3 separate regions of the Homo sapiens genome follow, and regions 2 and 3 are each linked to region 1. A link is an interaction called in ENCODE POLR2A ChIA-PET data of the cell type or tissue named here. Cell type or tissue: CD4-positive, alpha-beta T cell. All regions are shown on one strand. Links, peaks and the distances in the headings refer to the core of each region. The heading gives the core; the rest is flanking DNA. Region 1 holds the start of LOC107986759 (a long non-coding RNA gene). Region 2 overlaps GNA12 (G protein subunit alpha 12). Region 3 overlaps AMZ1 (archaelysin family metallopeptidase 1).

What was found. Peaks named below come from ENCODE experiments on the same cell type or tissue, not always from the same donor. Only the 100,000 strongest peaks of a DNase experiment are listed, where the experiment ranks them.
Region 2: POLR2A ChIA-PET joins it to region 1 with 7 read pairs; 2 of 35 experiments call an interaction of 5 or more read pairs at or near these places.
Region 3: POLR2A ChIA-PET joins it to region 1 with 5 read pairs; 4 of 35 experiments call an interaction of 5 or more read pairs at or near these places.

What each region holds. Positions count from the first base shown.
Region 1 is chr7:2,506,091-2,511,987 of GRCh38, forward strand. It overlaps LOC107986759 (a long non-coding RNA gene), which reads right to left and starts at 2,981. Exons shown (of 3, transcript XR_001745066.2): 1 at 2,640-2,981; 2 at 1,915-2,027; 3 at 1-1,534. RefSeq lists enhancers at 1,671-2,526, 1,873-2,400 and silencers at 2,046-2,199, 5,294-5,343. In CD4-positive, alpha-beta T cell, for the core only: no CTCF peak of the experiment used is centred there; DNase peaks (open chromatin) are centred at 2,461, 2,981, 4,921, 5,261 and 1 weaker place; H3K4me3 peaks cover 2,475 bases; H3K27ac peaks cover 3,671 bases.
Region 2 is chr7:2,797,872-2,803,768 of GRCh38, forward strand. All of the region lies in intron 1 of GNA12 (G protein subunit alpha 12), which reads right to left. Among named protein-coding and RNA genes, the nearest start is that of GNA12, 43 kb to the right of the region's middle. In CD4-positive, alpha-beta T cell, for the core only: no CTCF peak of the experiment used is centred there; no DNase peak of the experiment used is centred there.
Region 3 is chr7:2,696,082-2,701,824 of GRCh38, forward strand. AMZ1 (archaelysin family metallopeptidase 1) reads left to right here. Exons shown (of 7, transcript NM_001384743.1): 2 at 4,153-4,674. The coding sequence starts at 4,371. Among named protein-coding and RNA genes, the nearest start is that of AMZ1, 11 kb to the left of the region's middle. RefSeq lists an enhancer at 3,301-3,380. In CD4-positive, alpha-beta T cell, for the core only: no CTCF peak of the experiment used is centred there; a DNase peak (open chromatin) is centred at 3,040; H3K4me3 peaks cover 753 bases.

The DNA of each region.
Region 1 (5,897 bases), core at 352-5,351:
TCCCAGATTCCTGGTATTTTGGGGTGTTGTGGGTTGAATAGAGGACCCCCAAAATGATGTGTCCAAGTTCTAACCCGCAGAACCCATGAAGGGGACGTTGTTTGGAGAAGGGCTCTTTGTTTTTGTTTTTTTGTTTTGTTTTGAGATGGAGTCTCACTCTTGTCACCCAGGCTGGGGTGCAGTGGCTCAATCTCAGCTCACTGCAACCTCCGCCTCCTGGGTTCAAACAATTCTCCCGCCTCAGCCTCCCAAGTAGCTGGGACTACAGGCATGCGGCACCATTCCCAGCTAATTTTTGTATTTTTAGTAGTGCCGGGGTTTCACCGTGTTGGCCAGGCTGGTCTTGAACTCCTGACCTCAAGTGATCCACCTGCCTCAGCCTCCCAAAGTGCTGAGATTACAAGCATGAGCCACCACACCCAGCCTGGAGAAGGGCTCTTTGTAGAAGTAATTAAGTTAAGGATCTTGAGTTGAGAGGGCACACAGGCTCAGAGAGAAGGCCGTGTGAAGAAAGAGGCAGAGTTGGGGTGAGGTCTCCCTAAGCCACCCAAGTCTTGCGGGCAGCCGCCAGACACTGCTGGGGACAGAGCGGACAGAGGAGACCCTTCCTGGCCTCGGGAGGAACCAGCCCTGTGGGCACCTTGATCTCGACTTCTGGCCTCCCAAACTGTAAGATAATGAATATATTTTGTTTCCAGCCAAGTCTGTGGCCATTTGTTAAAGCAGTCCTGGACACTAACTCGGGGGGACAGCAGGAGGTTTCGAGAACCTGGGAGGGAGGGGCGAGGGCTTGGGAGAGGGGCTCAGTGGGGTGCCACGTGGGAAGCCCTCCCTCAGGGGCGACTCCACGGATGGATCCCTGAACCCCGGCTCAGGCTTCTGCTCACTGGTCGGGTGGGTTGTCGAGGTGGGCTCACAGCAAAGGCCTCCCAGACCCCCATTCCCCAAGGGACCAGGTCTGGCTGGGAACTCCTGCAGCCCAGCCACGGGATGCCTCCCAGCCCCCACAATCCCATGCACTGGGCAGGGATGCCAGGGGGCCTTTTTCTTTCCCCTCGAATTCTATCTCTGTAAGGAAGGACATCCCCTCACCCTCTGCACTGCCCAGCCCTGGCCCCCACCCCCCTCAGACCTGGGAGCCCCCCGAGTTCTCTCTGAAGCTTGGCCCATGCACACGAGCACAGCCCTGGCTTCTGGGAGGTGCTGCTCAGATGCTCCCTGAGCGAGGGAGCCAGCAGCTCAGCCGGCCCCGGGGCCTTTGCACCTGCCGTTTCCTGCCCCAGGATGGTGTCCCCAGGTACCCTCCATGTCTCGGCCCATGCACCTGCTTGTCTGTCCCTCCTCGGCTACCCAGGCTTGCCCGGCGTTCTCCACCCACTTCTCGCATGTTATCGCGGGACCCCCTCGCGGAGTTGTTTGCTGGCCCTCTCTCTCCCTGCCGGCCGCTGGGATGCTGTGAGTTCCGGAGGGCAAAGCTGGGTCTGTGTGGCTCCTGTCCCATCTCCAGTGTCCGACATCACAATGATATTTCCAGCTACAGGAAAGGGAGAGTTCGGTGGCTGCGCGGGGCTGGCCAGGGTGACCCTGAAGATTCTCCTGCCTGAATGGCCCATCCGTTTGCCCGATGCCGGCCTCCCTCTACCAAAGGCCTCAGCAGCAGCTGCCTCTCAGCCCCCAGCCTCTGCCCCATGCCTAGAGGAGTCACCAGGCCTGGCTCTTGGAGGACACACCCAGCCCAAATGCCCTCTGCTCCTAAAGCAAAGCTCAGTGGGGCCCAGAGTGGCCCTCCGGCAAGAAGCCCCAAGAGGATTTCAGGGCAGCCATAGTCACAAGTGCCCTGACCTGGGAGGGGCCCTCCTTGGGGTCTAGCCCCATCCTGCCAGAGCTGGCTGTGTGCCCCTAAGCAGACCCTACCTGTCTCTGGGAATATGTCCGCTGGGTCCAGGGAGCAAGTAGACAGCCTCCTTGCTCCACCTGCTCTGGAGACAGAGGCCACTGGGATGACAGCAGAAGTCACGGAAGGCTGCCTGGAGGAAGAGGCAGTCACATGTTAGGATGAATGCAAACACTGGGGAAGCTGACCCCACTTCTTGAAGCAAAACCTTCCTGATGGGGCCCAACCTCCTGTCCAAGGTTGCCGCCACTACGCTGGGCAGAAAACATGTGTTAGGGCCATGCCCCAGCCCGAGCGAGGCCTGGCCCTGGCCTCCCACCTTGGCCTGTTCGTCTTACCCCCATCAAGCAGGAGGCCAGCCCGACCCGCCTCCTCCTTCCGGAGTCTCCAGCTGTACAAGGGGAGGGAGCCATCTCGGGGCAGCCGGGTCGGGCTCTGGGTGTGTGCACACAGGGACACACGTGTCCCTGCACATGGCCAGCCCACATGTGCAGAGTGGCAGCGCGCCATGCTCCCCACGGGCTCACCCGTGCTTCCGCACACACGCGTGAAGCACGTAAGCACCGCACGATCACAGGCCCCTCTCGCGCTCCGAGGCATGTGCCGGCCGGCATGCATCCTGCCAGGGAATCTGCGTCTCTGTCGGTGACATACTCCGTTTCCTGCCACAGCCCTGGTATGCCCCAGGAGTAATTACTAACAGAGTTCCCTCCCAGCCTTGAAAGACGATATACTATGTGGTCACCTCTGTCTGGGCCACCAAGAGGATCCCAGCTGGGCTTTTGCTGAGCGGGGCACAAAAGCCATCAGGAGCCAGTCTTGGGGACTACAGCTGGGGGTCGGTGACCTTGATCAGGCCCAGGGAGGCTGAGAGGAGTCTCGCCCACGCTGCACCCACAGCCCCGCTCATTCCACACCTGAGTCTTCAGAGAAGGAAATGCAAGACCGTGCAGTTAGGACCTGGAATTGTCAGCCTGTCCCCATCCTGCCAGCGGGGATTGGCCTGTGGTTTTGTCAGCTGCCAGCCAGCGGCTGAGGACCAGCCCTGCAATCTGAGTGGGGGCCTGTGGGAGGATGCAGCTGAGGGGAGTGGCGAAGCTGAAGAAACTCTCGAGAAAGGTGGGAGGGGCCGGGGCAGTGTCAGGGCCGCTGTGCACATCCGTGCAGGTCGTGCACTGACTGGCAGCACACATCTGAGATCCAGCCCGTGCTCCGCTCATCGGGTTGTGAAGAAGCAGTACCTCTTTCCAAGCAGTGGCCCAGGCAGTAAGCGGAGCATCTGGCAGGCGGGGTCCACACTTCCCCAAGACCCTGTGCTGGCTGTGGCTGTATGTGCACACTTCTACATGACTTGCAGGGTGCCCAAACGGCCCGGAGGAGGCCGGGACCCCAGCCCCCAGGCCAGGGCTCCCGTGAGTAGGGAGACGCATCACTCTCTGGCCCCGGAGGCTGTGCTTCCCAGGCCATCACAATGGCCACACAACAGGGGCCCTCAGGGACGGAACCTAATCTTGAGCTATTGAAGACCTGAAAGCCGTGGCCCCTGGCCCGAGCCAGCAGACGCGCCTGCCGGCCCCACCAGAGACACCTGATCCACCGGTCGCCCCGCCACAAAGGGGGACACTGTCCCCCCAGGGCCGCCCGCCCCACCAACAGAGACAAGGAGGAAAACTGGGTCGCTGAGATAGAGTGACAGCCATGGCAGGTGGGGATGAGACAGGAGGGAGGGGCGGCCACCACTGGGCACAGCCCAGCCTCTGGGGATGCCCCAGGCCTGAAGATCTGCCCGAGGGGGGCTCAGAGCCCCGAGGAGGGCTCAAGTGACTGCCGGTTTGCAGGGAGTGGGGTGGAGGCTGGAGTGGGGGGCGCAGCTGAGACCAGAAAGAAACAGCTAGGACCCCACCTGAGGCTGGAGACACAGCCAGGACAGGGGACTCTCCACCCAGAGAGACGCCATAGGCCAGGTTGTTGGGGACAGGCCTGGACTGGTCCCCAGGCCCCACCCTGCTGAGGCAGGCCAGCCAGCTGCCCACCCCTTGGCCTGGGCATGTCCAGCTTTTGCTCAGTTTCCCAGCCTGGCAGGGCTTTCCGAGGGGTTGCAGGGAGAAGCAGGCCTGGCCAAAAGACCGCCATGCCTGAAGGTTCACCTTCACCCCCTGGCACCACCAAAGACCCCGCCCAGGGGAAGTCTTGGAGCCTCAGCGCCTCAGAACTTTGGGACTTCCTGGCATATGGGAGGCACCCGGAGGTGTGAGCCTGAGGGGTTCACTTTCAAGGGTGGCTGGAGACACCTGCTGCTGGCCATGTGGGCCTGGGAGGCCTTCTGGGGCCTCCATCTTCCCATCTGTGAAATGGGACTTGGACCTAGATGCTCTTCAAGGTCCCTTCTTCCAAGTCTTCTGGCAAGAGCCAAGTCCAGGAAGCTCAGCTCCATTGCGTCGGCATCTGGACTGAGTACTCTGTGGGTGCCGGGCTGTGCTGAGGGCTGGACGGGACCCAGGAACAGACAACAGGTAGAGTGGAGGAGGGAGCAGCGAGGAGACTTCCCACAGGGGTGGAGACGCTGAGCACTCCAGGCAGACACAGAGGGGCGGCTGGAGTGTGGGGATCCTGGGCCTGGCAGGGCCTGGGGGGTTCGGCAGGCAGAGTGGGCCAGGGGGTGGCCTGAGGACGCCAGGGGCAGAGCCAGCCCTCCCAACTGGGCAGTGGGGAGCCAAGGGAGGGTGGCAGAGCCGAGCCCCATCTCTAAGATATGGGGACAGCCCTCAGAGCCAGCTCCCACCCAGCTCCAGCTCAGGACAAGCAGTGGGCATGGAACTGAGATGCAGGAAGGCCGAGGTCTGGAGACGCACGTGGGCTCCCCGAGGTGACCTAGGGGTGGGCGGCCCTCAGCCCTGCCCGGAGATCCCTGGTCCTACTGAGTCAGCCACCGGGGAGAAGATAAGGGACCGCCAGGCTCTTAAGGGGCCTGACGTTGCTGTTGGGTGAAGTGCCCGCCCAGAATGACCTCAGAGGCTGCCGGGGCCACCTGGCATATCACCCTGCCCGTCTCCGCAGCTTCCTCTGGCAGTGGGTGGATGTATAATGTCCGCCCGCTGCCAGAGGGTTCACGGCACCACAGCCCTGCTGAGCCCTGCTGAGCCCCAGCTGGGTCCGACCTCCTGGGTACCCCAGGGACGGGGAGGCCAGGCACGGGGGTTGCTGTGCGGGTTGGACAGTGGTGATGGTGGACAGAGCCACTCCCAAGAGTGTTAGAGACCTGGGGTGGGGGCATCCAGGCAGACCACCCTCACCCCACCCTGTGGGACCCAAACCAGCTCACTTCCCTCTCTGGGCTCAGCTTCCTCATTTGCAAAATGAGGCCAAGAGTCACACCCGGCCCGGCCTGTGACCCCGGAGCCCCCTCCAGCCTCCTGCCTCACTCTGGCACCAGGCCTCCCTGCAGCTTGCAGAGCAAGCGGGGTACCGTCTCCCCGAGGTGCAGCCTGGGGGGCTGTGGCAGGTGATGGGAGCAGCTGTATTTGAGGGCAGGGTCTGTCGGGGAGCCCCCCAGCGTGGGGAGAGGAGGAGGGACCAGGGAGTGTAACCTGGCAGCCCGCAGCAGTTCCGGCTGCTGCTTCTGTCAATACGGCCTTCCTGTTTTGGAGATTAAACCCCGGCTGAGCAAACAGCTTTCCAGGCGGCCCCTCCCTCCACCCCAGCCCCAGCCTTGTCTTCAGGTCCTAAGGCTGGGACCACCTGGAGGCTGTGGGGGTGGTGGGGGATGGAGGGGACCAAGCTTTGCCATCCCTGCCCTCACCAAGGCCTGGACCACAGCCTGAGCAGCCCAGCCCCTGCCCCTGCCGCAGCCTCCTCCCAGCCCCCCGCCGTGGGCTCCCCCGGAACCCCCCCGTGCGATCCTTCCAATCCAGGGCAGCCTCACTGTCCTGGACGCCCGGCCACTGCATCCTCTGCCCTTGTGTGACCTCCTGCAAGAAGGCGGGAGCACGCCGTTCCCGGGCCT
Region 2 (5,897 bases), core at 517-5,516, 290 kb after region 1:
AGTATCTGACCCCCAGAAACTCAGAGTCTGGCTAGAAAGACAAATGTATGGATAAAAAAAATACTTACCACCCACTCATGATTTTAAAAAACCTTTGCAAACTAGGAACAGAGAAATGCTTCAACTTGATAAAGAACACTGACAAAAAAACATACAGCTAACCTCATAATTAATGTGAAAGACTGAATGCTTTCCCTCCAACACTAGGAAAAGACAAAGATGCCTACTTCTGCTACTGCTATTCAACATGGTTCTGGAAGTTCTAGCCAGTGCGACAAGGTAGGAAAATGAAATAAAAGATCACACAGCTCAGGAAAAGCAGGGGGGAAAACAAATAGATTAGACACACAAAAAAAGAAAACACACAACTAAACCCATTTGCAGATAAAAAGATGATCTATGTTGAAAATCCCAAAGTAATCTACCAAAAAAACTCCTAGAATAAACAAATGAATCCAGAATAGTTGCAGGATATAATGTCAACACACGAAATTCAATTGTCTTTCTATATACTAGCAATGAACATGTGGAAAGTGAAATGAAAGATGTACTACTACTAACTATCACTAAAAAAACGAAACAGGTATAAATCTAACAAAATATGTGTAGGACTTATGTGCTGAAAACTGCAAAATGTTGAGGAAAGAAATTTTCAAAATCTAATAGATATACCACGGTCACGAATTAGAAGATTCAACACGGTACCAATATCCTTAAATTAATAAACAGGTTTAGCACAATTTCCATAAAATCCCAGCAGGATCTTTTGTAGATATAAATATGATTATTTGAAAATTTATATGAAAAAGCATTAAATTAGCTAAAGCAACTTTGAAAAAGAAAAGTGGGAACAATCAGTCTATCTGATTTTAAGACTTATTATATAGCTATGATAATCAAGACTGTGTGGTATTGGTGAGGTGACAGACCCACAGATCAATGGAACATAACAGAGAACCCAGGGATAGCCCCTGATACAGCTAGGTAATTTTTGTAAAAGTGCAAAAGCAATTAAAAAGAGGAAGCCTGGTCTTTTCAACAAACGCTGTTGGAGGAAGTGGACTTCCACAGGTAAAGAAAATTGGGGGGAGCGGGGGAGGGGGTGGGGAAGAACCTTGACCTAAACCTCACAGCTTATACAAAATCAAATCAAAATGTAGAACTATATATAACATAGGAGAATATCTTCAGGATGTAGGGTGTGCTCAAAGTTCTTAGATGTGACTCCAAATACATGATTCACACGAGAAAAATTATCAATAAATTGAACTTGATGAAAACGAAAATATTTTGCTCCGCCAAAGACCCTCTTAAGAGGCTGAAAAGAAGCTATGAACTGGGAGAAAATATTTGCCAACCACACATCTGCCATATCTGACAAAGGACTCATTTAGAATATACAAGGACATTCAAAACTCAACAGTTAGGCCAGGCACAGTAGCTCACGCCTGTAATCCCAACACTTTGTGAGGCTGAGGGGAGAGGATCACTTGGGGCCAGAAGTTCGAGACCAGCCTGGGCAACATAGTGAGACCTCGTCTCTACAAAAATATCAAACAAATTAGGCAGGCATGGTGGCACACGCTGATAGTTCCAGCTACTCAGGAGGCTGAGGCATGAAGATAGCTTGAGCCCAAGAGTTTGAGGTTACAGTGAGCTATGACAGTGCCACTGCACTCCAGCCTGGGTGACAGAGCAAGATCCTGAGATACATACATACATACTCAACAGTTTAAAAAGCAAACAAATCCAGTTAGAAAATGGGCAAAATTCAGCAGGTCACAGAATGAAATGAAGAGAAAAAAAAAATTTTTTAAAGAAAATGGGCAAGACATGATGAGATATTTCACTGGAGAACATATATAGGCAGCAAATACACAAGTGAAAAAGATGTTCAAGATCACCAGCCATCAGGAAAAAGCAGATCGAGACCTCAGTAAGATACTGCTGTACACCTGTTAAAGCAGCTAAAAAACCAACCACCAAACCAAGACAACCAGCGGCAACACCAAGCGGAGGTGAGGAGGCGGAGACCCCGGACCTCTCATACACTGCTAGTGGGAATGTCAAATGGCACAAACTAGAAAACAGTTGGGTGGATTTATAACTACTAAAAATGCAACTCCCATACAGCCTAGCAGCTGTACTTGGGTATTTATCTCAGAAATTTGAAAGCTAAGTCCACACAAAACCCTGTAATGTTCACAGCAGCTCTGTTCATCATAGCCCCAAACTGGAAGCAAGCTGTGGTGCACCATACCATGGACCATTACCCAGCAACAAATGGGAGTTCACTACGGAAATGCAACAACTTGGATGAAGCTCTAGGATGTTATGTTAAACGAAAAGTCAGTCTCAAAAGATCACGCACTATGCGATTCTGTTTAATAACATTCTTGAGGTGACAAGATTACAGAGATGGACAAGAGATTCATGGTTGCCAGGGGTTAGTAATGGGAAAGACAGGGGGAGAAGTGACTAGAAAGGGGCAACACGAGGAGATCTTTGTGGTCTGGACTGTGGTGGTGGTTACAGAAACCTACACAGGTGAGGAAAGGGCGCACAACCACACACAGTGTCCCAAAGCCCGTCTCCTGACTTCAACAGCATACTGAAATTATGTCTGTCATAACCACTGGGAAAAACTGCCTGCCTCTCTGTACTATCTTTGCAACCTCCTGTGAACCTATACTTATTTCAAAATAAAAAGTTTTTAAAAAGTTAACTAGCGACCACGGCAATGTAAGTTCCAACGATGTGATGTGGAGAGGGAGGGTTAGCAGAGGCCGAAGGCAAAGAGATAGTAGGGAAGGGAGGCTTGCTAAAACCCTAACTGGAGGTGGGCCTCAGACGGAGCTTTCCGAAGGGTGGGTTCATCTGAGCGAGTGGCAGTGGTGGACTGGAATCTACCTAGAGGGAAAATGTGACTTGAATAAACTCTCCACTTTCCTTCCTCCCGGCTCCCCCACTGTGATTCCTCCTCCGGGTCCTCATCTCCCCACTTCCTTTGACTACACCACACCAAACTCTTGCCTTTCCAAAAGGACAAAACCAAAAAGGTTCAAGAACCCAAGGAAACAAAGGCAATTCCTCTTTTCCCCACTATGCACAACAAAAACTATCTCGGCACGGAGAAGGTAGCACACAGATTTCTCTGGCGAGGTCTCGGGCAAAGGGTCTCGGTGCCTTTGTACAAATCAGAAAAACGCTCTCCATCATCCAGGCAGATGCGGCCCAGCCTGGCAACAGTGGCTTGGATGGGGTTTCAGCCTCCATGCCCTCCCAATCAAGTCACCAACCCTCCCGCTATCCGGGAAGGCCCTGCTCGTCCAACTCAAATACAGAAATTGGGTCCGACCCACCAGGTATCTATTCAGGTGCTATTTTTACAAATGAAAAGTTTAGCTTCACAAGGAGTACAATCTCACTCAGAAGTTAAATCAATAACCCCTAGGAAGTTTCATTTTTATGTCAAAGACGAAGTCAGGGGGCCAGGTAGGACTTGGAAGGCCAAAGGTCACTTACGAAGACTGCAGGACTGCACACACCAGGCCTTCCCCAACTATCAGGGTGAACATAGGTTTGGCTTAAAAACACACACACGCAAAACTGGCCCATGCAACAGCAGTCTATTCCCACCGCACAATCCGCCCAAGCAGGCTGGAGCTGGTCCAAATGAACTGCACCCAACCACAAGAAAAGACTCCTCCTTTCCCTTTTTCAAAACACAAGAAAGGTGGCTAAACTACTGATGAGCTTTGAACAGTTAAGTAGTAGTTTTGTAAGCTTTGTAGTTACAGTCCATTTTCCCTTCCTTTGAAGGAAAAAAGGCATTAAAAAAAAAAGATGTCTCTCTTTTGCCCTTTTACATTTATTCTAGTCAAAAACTGCTCTCTGCCAACTTTGTTCTGAAAATCCACATCTGAGTTCCAGCGAAGTTTTCTACTTGGGGACATTTGGCTAAATTCTGAGTCCCCTTTTCTTCCTTTTTAGAGAGAGACGTAAGCTCTCTCTGGAGTTTAAAGCCTGTAACAATAATGTATTTACCGTACTTTTGCAGAACTGATAGTTACACTTTTACCATTGTTATATAGAATTGCTAAAGTCTTAAAAGTAAAATACTAGTATAGGAGGCATATTATAATAAACCTCTTACTCCTGTCCTTTTCCAATGAAAGACCAATTTTCTAAAACACAAAAGCCAAGAAAATCCTAAAACTCACATACACTTAAAATAAATAAGAACGACAACTCATTCAAGTCTCTTTAATAGCTAAGAGAAAAATCCTTTTTTCAGTAATGGTATTACTGAAGTATTAATTGTTTGAATAACCATACATTTTATTTGGTTACCCAAATATAAACGGTTAAAGTCTCAAGCAGTTTGATGACTTCATCTCAATACAATGTCACACTTCAAACTGTTCAGACAGCATATTTTTAAGACAACTTATAAATCCAGCAACTTAAACTTCTAGTCAAAGTATAGATTCCCTCTCTGCTGGGGATGTAGATTTTTTTTGGGGGGGTGGGGGGTGGGGTTCAATTTTGCTGGATGAAGACCAAAAACTGCAAATCCTGTTATCTCATTTCAAAATAGATTATGTTAGTTTAGCCCCTAATCAAACCAAATCTTTTAAGATTAGTCATTCCTTAGTAAAATCTTCCCACAATAAATACCAAAGCTACGATAGACATAAAATGCTTTAAGATAATATGAGCCTTTTTCTACAAGATGAAACAGTTCCATTAAGACAAACTGAAGATTCTGGATGTTCACTCGGGCAACAGCATGTGGACTTGGAAAGCTCTGTTTTTTAAAAACCCACTCGGCTGAGTTGTTTGCCTTTGGCCACCATCCAAATAAAAGAAACGCTGCCAGAAGTGTAAACAGGATGCATTTCTTTACATTGATGAATCCAGCAAACAAAGACAGCGCCTCTTAGTTCCTCTCGAAAACTGAAGTGCAAGATACCTTTTAGTGTAAAGGTCAGCGAGAAACTGACGAAGGGAGGCAGTAAGCCGTCAAACCAGCCATCAGAGCCTCTGCCATTTCACAGCGCAGCCCTGGCCCCACCATAACTCCGCGGATTTGCCTTCCGCAACAAATGCACTGCCGTACGGGATCAGGCCTATTATTTCTCTAAGAAAGCCCCCTCTTGGCTCTGCCAGTGACTATACCGAGGGCTCACCTCAGGCAATGAAAAGTGGTGGGTAACGAATGGGGAAAACCCAAAAGGCGGTAAACTTGGCTCCTGCTATGGGAGAACTTTCAAAACAAGCGTAGCAGCAAGACAGAGCACGAGCAGATAAGCGACAGTCTCAGATGCAGAGTACAGAGGCCAGCCCCATAACTGGAAGGACAGGACCGTCGGAGGACAGCCAGAATCGCCACCGCTGGTGAGGCCTCGCTCACAGACAGGCTGTGGAGAGCTAAGAAGTCTGTGTGAGAAAGGGGACGATCGAGGGCTTTGGAAAAGGAGAATGGCAAGGTCTGAGGCTGCCTGCAGGTCCCGTGGCAGGTGGGACAGGAGGCAGGGAAGGAGCAGCTAAAGCAGGAGAGTGATCAGGAGCCCCCTAAGTGCTCTCACCCCAAGTGCTCTCAATAAAAGATGGAGAGATCCAAAACCAGGAATTCACCAAACCTGCAGAGCACGGAGAGCAGTGAGGGCCCTGTTGTGTAAGCACAATACCCACCAGTTCTCCCAAGTCAGGTCCACAGGAGGGGATGGCTTAGAAGGGGTGACATTTAGGTAGGTTTTCAACAAATTTAGTTCAGTTGGACAGTGGGAAATCCAAGCTAAGCTTCTCAAGAGGAGATGGAACTGCAGAGAAAACTCTGGGTTTAGGAATGGCATAGGAGAAGCAAATTATCATCATTAGCTTTTTTCAGCTGC
Region 3 (5,743 bases), core at 589-5,588, 190 kb after region 1:
CTCGCCCCGCCCCCCACAACCTCTGATTCTGGGTGGCATGGTGTTGCTTAAGTTAGATTTAACCCTACTCCACCTCGGTTTTGAAAATGGGGACAAAAACTGCACCCACTTTTCTGAGGGTTAAAGCAATGAAGCCCTGCCTGGAACACAGTGCGGTTTGTGGCTCTTGATAGTCATTTTTTTTTTTTTTTTTGAGATGGAGTCTCGCTCTGTCACCCAGGCTGGAGTGCAGTGGTGCGATCTTGGCTCACTGCAAGCTCCGCCTCCCAGGTTCACGCCATTCTCCTGCCTCAGCCTCCCAAGTAGCTGGGACTACAGGCGCCCGCCACCACGCCTGGCTAATTTTTTTGTATTTTTAGTAGAGACGGGGTTTCACCATGTTAGCCAGGATGGTCTCGATCTCCTGACCTCGTGATCTGCCCGCCTGGGCCTCCCAAAGTGCTGTGATTACAGGCGTGAGCCACCGCACCTGGCCAATAGTCATTTTTATCTGCTGCTGATGACTTAGAACTTCCAGGGCTGGCCGGGCACGGTGGCTCATGCCTGTAATCCCAGCACTTTGGGAGGCTGAGGTGGGCAGATCACCTTGAGGTCAGGAGTTCAAGACCAACCTGGCCAACATGGTGAAACCCTGTCTCCACTAAAAATACAAAAATTAGCTGGGCATGGTGGTGGGTGCCTGTAGTCCCAACTACTTGGGAGGCTAAGGCAGGAGAATCGCTTGAACCCAGAAAGTGGAGGTTGCAGTGAGCAAAGATCGTGCTACTGCACTCCAGCCTGGGGTAGAGGGAGACTCTGTCTCAAAAACAAAAAACAAAAACAAAAAACCTTGAGGGCTGGTGGGATTGTAAACTGGTGTGATCTTTCTGCAAAGCAATTTGCAATACAAATCACGATCCTTCAAACATCCACATGTGGAATTTTCCCTTCTAGGAGTCCATCTTGAGGAGATGGAAACACAGACTTATGTACAAAGATGTTCATTACGGCGTTTTTGGGCAGTGGTTGAAAGTAGCATTTTAATTTATTTTTTATTTTTGAGACAGAGCCTTGCTGCAATGCCCAAGCTGGAGTGCAATGGCGCAATCTCGGCTCACTGCAACCTCTGCCTCCCGGGTTCAAGTGATTCTTCTGCCTCTTGAGTAGCTGGGATTACAGGCACGTGTCACCACGCCCGGCTAATTTTTGTATTTTTAGTAGAGATGGGGTTTCACTGGGTTAGCCAGGATGGTCTCGAACTCCTGACCTCGGGTGATCCAGCAGCCTCGGCCTCCCAAAGTGCTGGGATTACAGGCGTGAGCTGCTGCGCCCGGCTCTATTTTTTATTTTTTAAAATAAAATTTAAATTTGTTGTTTTTTTGAGACAGGGTCTCACTCCCTCCTCCAGGCTGGAGTGCAGTGGCACGATCATGGCTCACTGCAGCCTTGACTTTCTGGGCTCAGGTGATCCTTCCACGTCAGCCTCCTGAGTTGCTGGGACTACAGGTGCGCGTCACCATGCCCGGCTAATTTTTTGTGTTTTTAGTAGAGATGAGATTTTGCCATGTTGCCTGGGCTGGTCTTGAACTCCTGTGCTCAAGTGATCCACCCGCCTCAGCCTCCTGAAGTGCTGGGATTACAGGTGTGAGCCACCACACTCAGCCAAAAACAGCATTTTTGTAGAATGTTTAAGAATTTGGAAAATGCTCAAGATTTATGAAGCAAAAAGATACAGGATTATATATGCAGTTGGATCTTAAATTTGTAAAATATATTTGGAGAAAGAAGTTATAGAAAGCTCCAGGCTGGCAGTGATCTCAGTGGAAATTCAGTACCAGCCCCTCCCCTACTCTAAGCCAGTACGTTCCTCTGGAAAAAAAATATATTTGTGTATATTTGTGTGCACACATGTATATACAGCTGTGTCACATTTTCCCCAAAAGAAAATATATAAATTACATATATCAAATTTATTTATGTATTCACATATACATAGGAATATGAGCACATATACATGTATTTTCCAGATGAATGTGTGACACTGGAGTTAGTGGGCCAGGCGTGGTACGTATGCCCATGTTGCCACTACTCAGGAGGCTACTGTGAGCCATGATTGTGCCACTATACTCTAGCCTGGGCACAGAGCTAGAACCATTCTGTTAAAAAAAACAAAACAAAAAACAAGCAAAAAAACCAAACAGGCGTGGTGGCTCATGCCTGTAATCCCAGCACTTTGGGAGGCAGAGGCAGTCGGATCACTTGAGGTCAGGAGTTTGAGACCAGCCTGGCCAACATGGTGAAACCCTGTTTCTACTAAGAACACAAAAATTAGCCTAGCATGGTCGGGGGCACCTGTAATCCCAGCCACTTGGGAGGCTGGGGCAGCAGAATTGCTTGAACCCGGGAGGTGGAGGTTGCAGTGAGCCCAGATCACGACACTGCATTCTAGCCTGGGCGACACAGCAAGACTCCATCTAAAAAAACAAAAAGAAGTTGGGGCTCGGGGGGTCTGTGTGCAGTGGCTGACGCACTTTGGGAGGTTGAGGAGAGAGGATTGCTTGAGCCCAGGAGTTTGAGACCAGCCTGGGCAACATAGTGAGACCCCCGTCTCTACAAAAAATACAAAAATTAGCAGGACATTGTACACACTTTGTATTCCCAGCTACTTGGGAGGCTGAAGCAGGAGGATCGCTTGAGCTCAGGAGTTGGAGGCTGCAGTGAGCTATGATTGCACCACTGCACTCCAGCCTGGACGAAACAGCGAGACCCTATCTCTAAAAAAGAAATCAGGGTTAGTTAGAGAATAGGGCTGTTCATTCTCCCTGCAAAAACATAGCTGTTTCTGGTTTTCCGGCTAGGACTGGCAGGTCTTGCAACTTGACGGTCGCAGACAAGTGGGTTTTGCGTGTCTAGCTCAGCTTTCTACAGGAAGCTTGTCCGAGGGCTGCTGATTCATAAGGGTCTATTCACACGTCCTTAGCTGCACCTGCCTTGCTATATTATTTGTGCATCCCCCTTCTGTGGTTTCTGGTTCGTTTCTAGCCTCTCCCCACAACCACCCCTTTGCTTTTATCTGTTCTGCGAGGCTTCCCCTGCCCAGCCCACTCTCCATCCGCCCTGGCAGGTCTCACAGTCTCTGAACAGAGACATAAATGTAGCCCGGAACCAAGTGTGCGGTGACGACTCTCAGGCGTGTTCCTAAGTGTGGGGTTGCCTAGCTGCTGCTGCTCCGGTCAGAGCATCTGTTTTGCAGGGCGGCTTTGTCACGGTTCTGCCAGCTCCACACCCCCCACCGTCTCCTCCCTACCTGGTCCGTCCTGGGTGTTGAAATCCGCTGTTGCTTCTCCACTTCTCCCTGTTTCTAGCTGGTGGGGTTTGGCACAAACGCCTGCCCTGACTGCTTCATCTGGATCTCGGGCCCTCACGTGTGTCCTGGGGACGTCTGCGTGCTGTTGGGGCTGCGTACCCCCGCCCCCCCCCAAACATATGCTTGCTGGGCGCACAGGGACCTGCTAGGAAAGCTTGTAATTGGGATGAAGAGCTGCCGTGATGGGAGTTCTTGGGTGTTGGGGGGTCCCTAGGTGATAGGGGCTCTGGGTGAGGAGGAATCCCAGATGATGGGGGCTCTGGGTAAGGAGGAACCCCAGGCGATGGGGGGACCCAGGTGAGGATGCACACTTTGTGATCATGCCGTGGAGAGGAGCATTTGGTTTCCACCTGGAGGGGCCCTTCTAGCTCTGCAGGGAGGGGAGGAGGTCTCTCTTCCCTCCAAGGCCTCTAGACAGAGTTGGCTGGTAAGAGGGAATGGAAGAATGGCCTTGGGGGCCCTTGCCCTTCTGTGGGGGCCCATGGACACATGTCCCTGCCCCTGCCGAGTGGGAGGTACTTCCCCATACCCAGTTCTGGATGAGGGAAGCTTCTGGAAGAGACTGTGACCGTCCCCTGGGTGGCCCATGGGACCCAACCTGCTAGAGAAGATGAAGTGGTTGAATGTGTCCTTCCAACCTCGCTGGGTGGCAGTGCTGTGTCCTGGAGGGGCCAGGGCTCCCTCTGACACCCTCGTCCTCTGCAGAGCTTCTCCCCAGGCCTGGGCAGGAGCGGCCCATCCCTTGCCTGGGACATCGGGCCCTGTGTGCTCGGCAGTGAGGGGACCCCTGTTCGTGTCATCCACAGGGTGCTGTGGGCCCAGAAGCGCCCATGCCTGAGAGCGTCCAGGACCAGGCAGAGCTGGGCCTTAAGGGCCCTTGGACCAGTGTCTGTCTGCAGGGAGCCCCCGGTAGCCACTCGGATCAGCCCGAGGGAAGATTCTGGACGAGACCGTGGCCGTCCCCCGGGTGGCCCATGGACAGCAGCAGGGGCTCCCAGGAGTGGCCAGGCCCTGCCCGCCCACCATGCTGCAGTGTAGACCCGCACAGGAGTTCAGCTTCGGGCCCCGGGCCTTGAAGGACGCTCTGGTCTCCACTGACGCAGCCCTGCAGCAGCTGTATGTGTCCGCCTTCTCCCCTGCCGAGCGGCTCTTCCTGGCCGAGGCCTACAACCCGCAGAGGACGCTCTTCTGCACCCTGCTCATCCGCACGGGCTTCGACTGGCTCCTGAGCCGACCCGAGGCTCCCGAGGACTTCCAGACCTTCCACGCCTCCCTGCAGCACCGGAAGCCCCGCCTGGCTCGGAAGCACATCTACCTACAGCCGATAGGTACGGGACGCCTGCAGCCATCGGCACGCTCCTGGGGGACCAGCTTATATATAGCACAAGTGGGGGATGTCTGTGCATAGCCCCCAGGCAGGACTGAAATGAGGGAAGAGGGTCCTGGGTGTATGGGATGCCAGGGTGGAGGCAGGGAGGTCCTGGCTGGGCCAAGGCTTCCTTCCTCCCACCCCATCCTGACACGATGCTCAGACGGCCCAGGCTCTGGGACTGGTCCACATGCAGGTGTGGCCTCATCCAGATGTGCACGGTCCTGGCTACGCCTGTTGAAACTAGAGCCATCCCAGGCACTGTGCTGCGGGCTGTATAAAGATCACGCCGGGTGTGGTGGTGCACACCTGTAATCCCAGCTATTCAGGAGGCTGAGGCAGGAGAATCGCTTGAACCTGGGAGACAGAGGTTGCAGTGAGCTGAGATCATGCCACTGCATTCCAGCCTGGGTGACGGAGTGAGACTGTCTCAAAAAAAAAAAGACCACTTTCTCTTTGGGGTGCTGAAATGAGGATCAGCCCATTTCGCCGGCAAGGAGATGGAAGCAGGGAGAGGTCCCTTGACCTGTGTGACTGGCAGAGCTGGTCACTGGTAGGGACGGGACTGGAACGCAGTTCTATTTGACCCTGGGGCTGGGGTGCTCATCCTGATGCTATAGTGGGAGGGGCTGGGCTGAGCAGGGTGGGGGCTTGAGGGCCCAGAGTGGTCACTGTCCTCAGAGCTCTGTGTCTGGCAGAGTCTGGGGGACCCAGGGTGAATGGGGGGCCGAGACAACAGGCATCCGTGCTCAGAAGGGAACGGCCCAGGCAGGTGCGGGGAGCGCGAGGGGCAGGGCCAGCTCTGTGCCTCTCACATGCCAAGAGCAGCCTGGCAGAGACAGCACACGGGACGGGGGCCCTTGGGCTCGGAGAGGAGGAAAGGGCTGGTGTCCGCTTCTGACCAGCGCACCACGCCTTTCGGCATCTCGACAGCAAGCCAGAACAGGGCTGACCTCGCCTGGCCTTGCCCCACGCAGGCTTGTCACCAGCCCTGGTGGTCCACGCAGCCCCTTTCCTGCCCCTCAGGA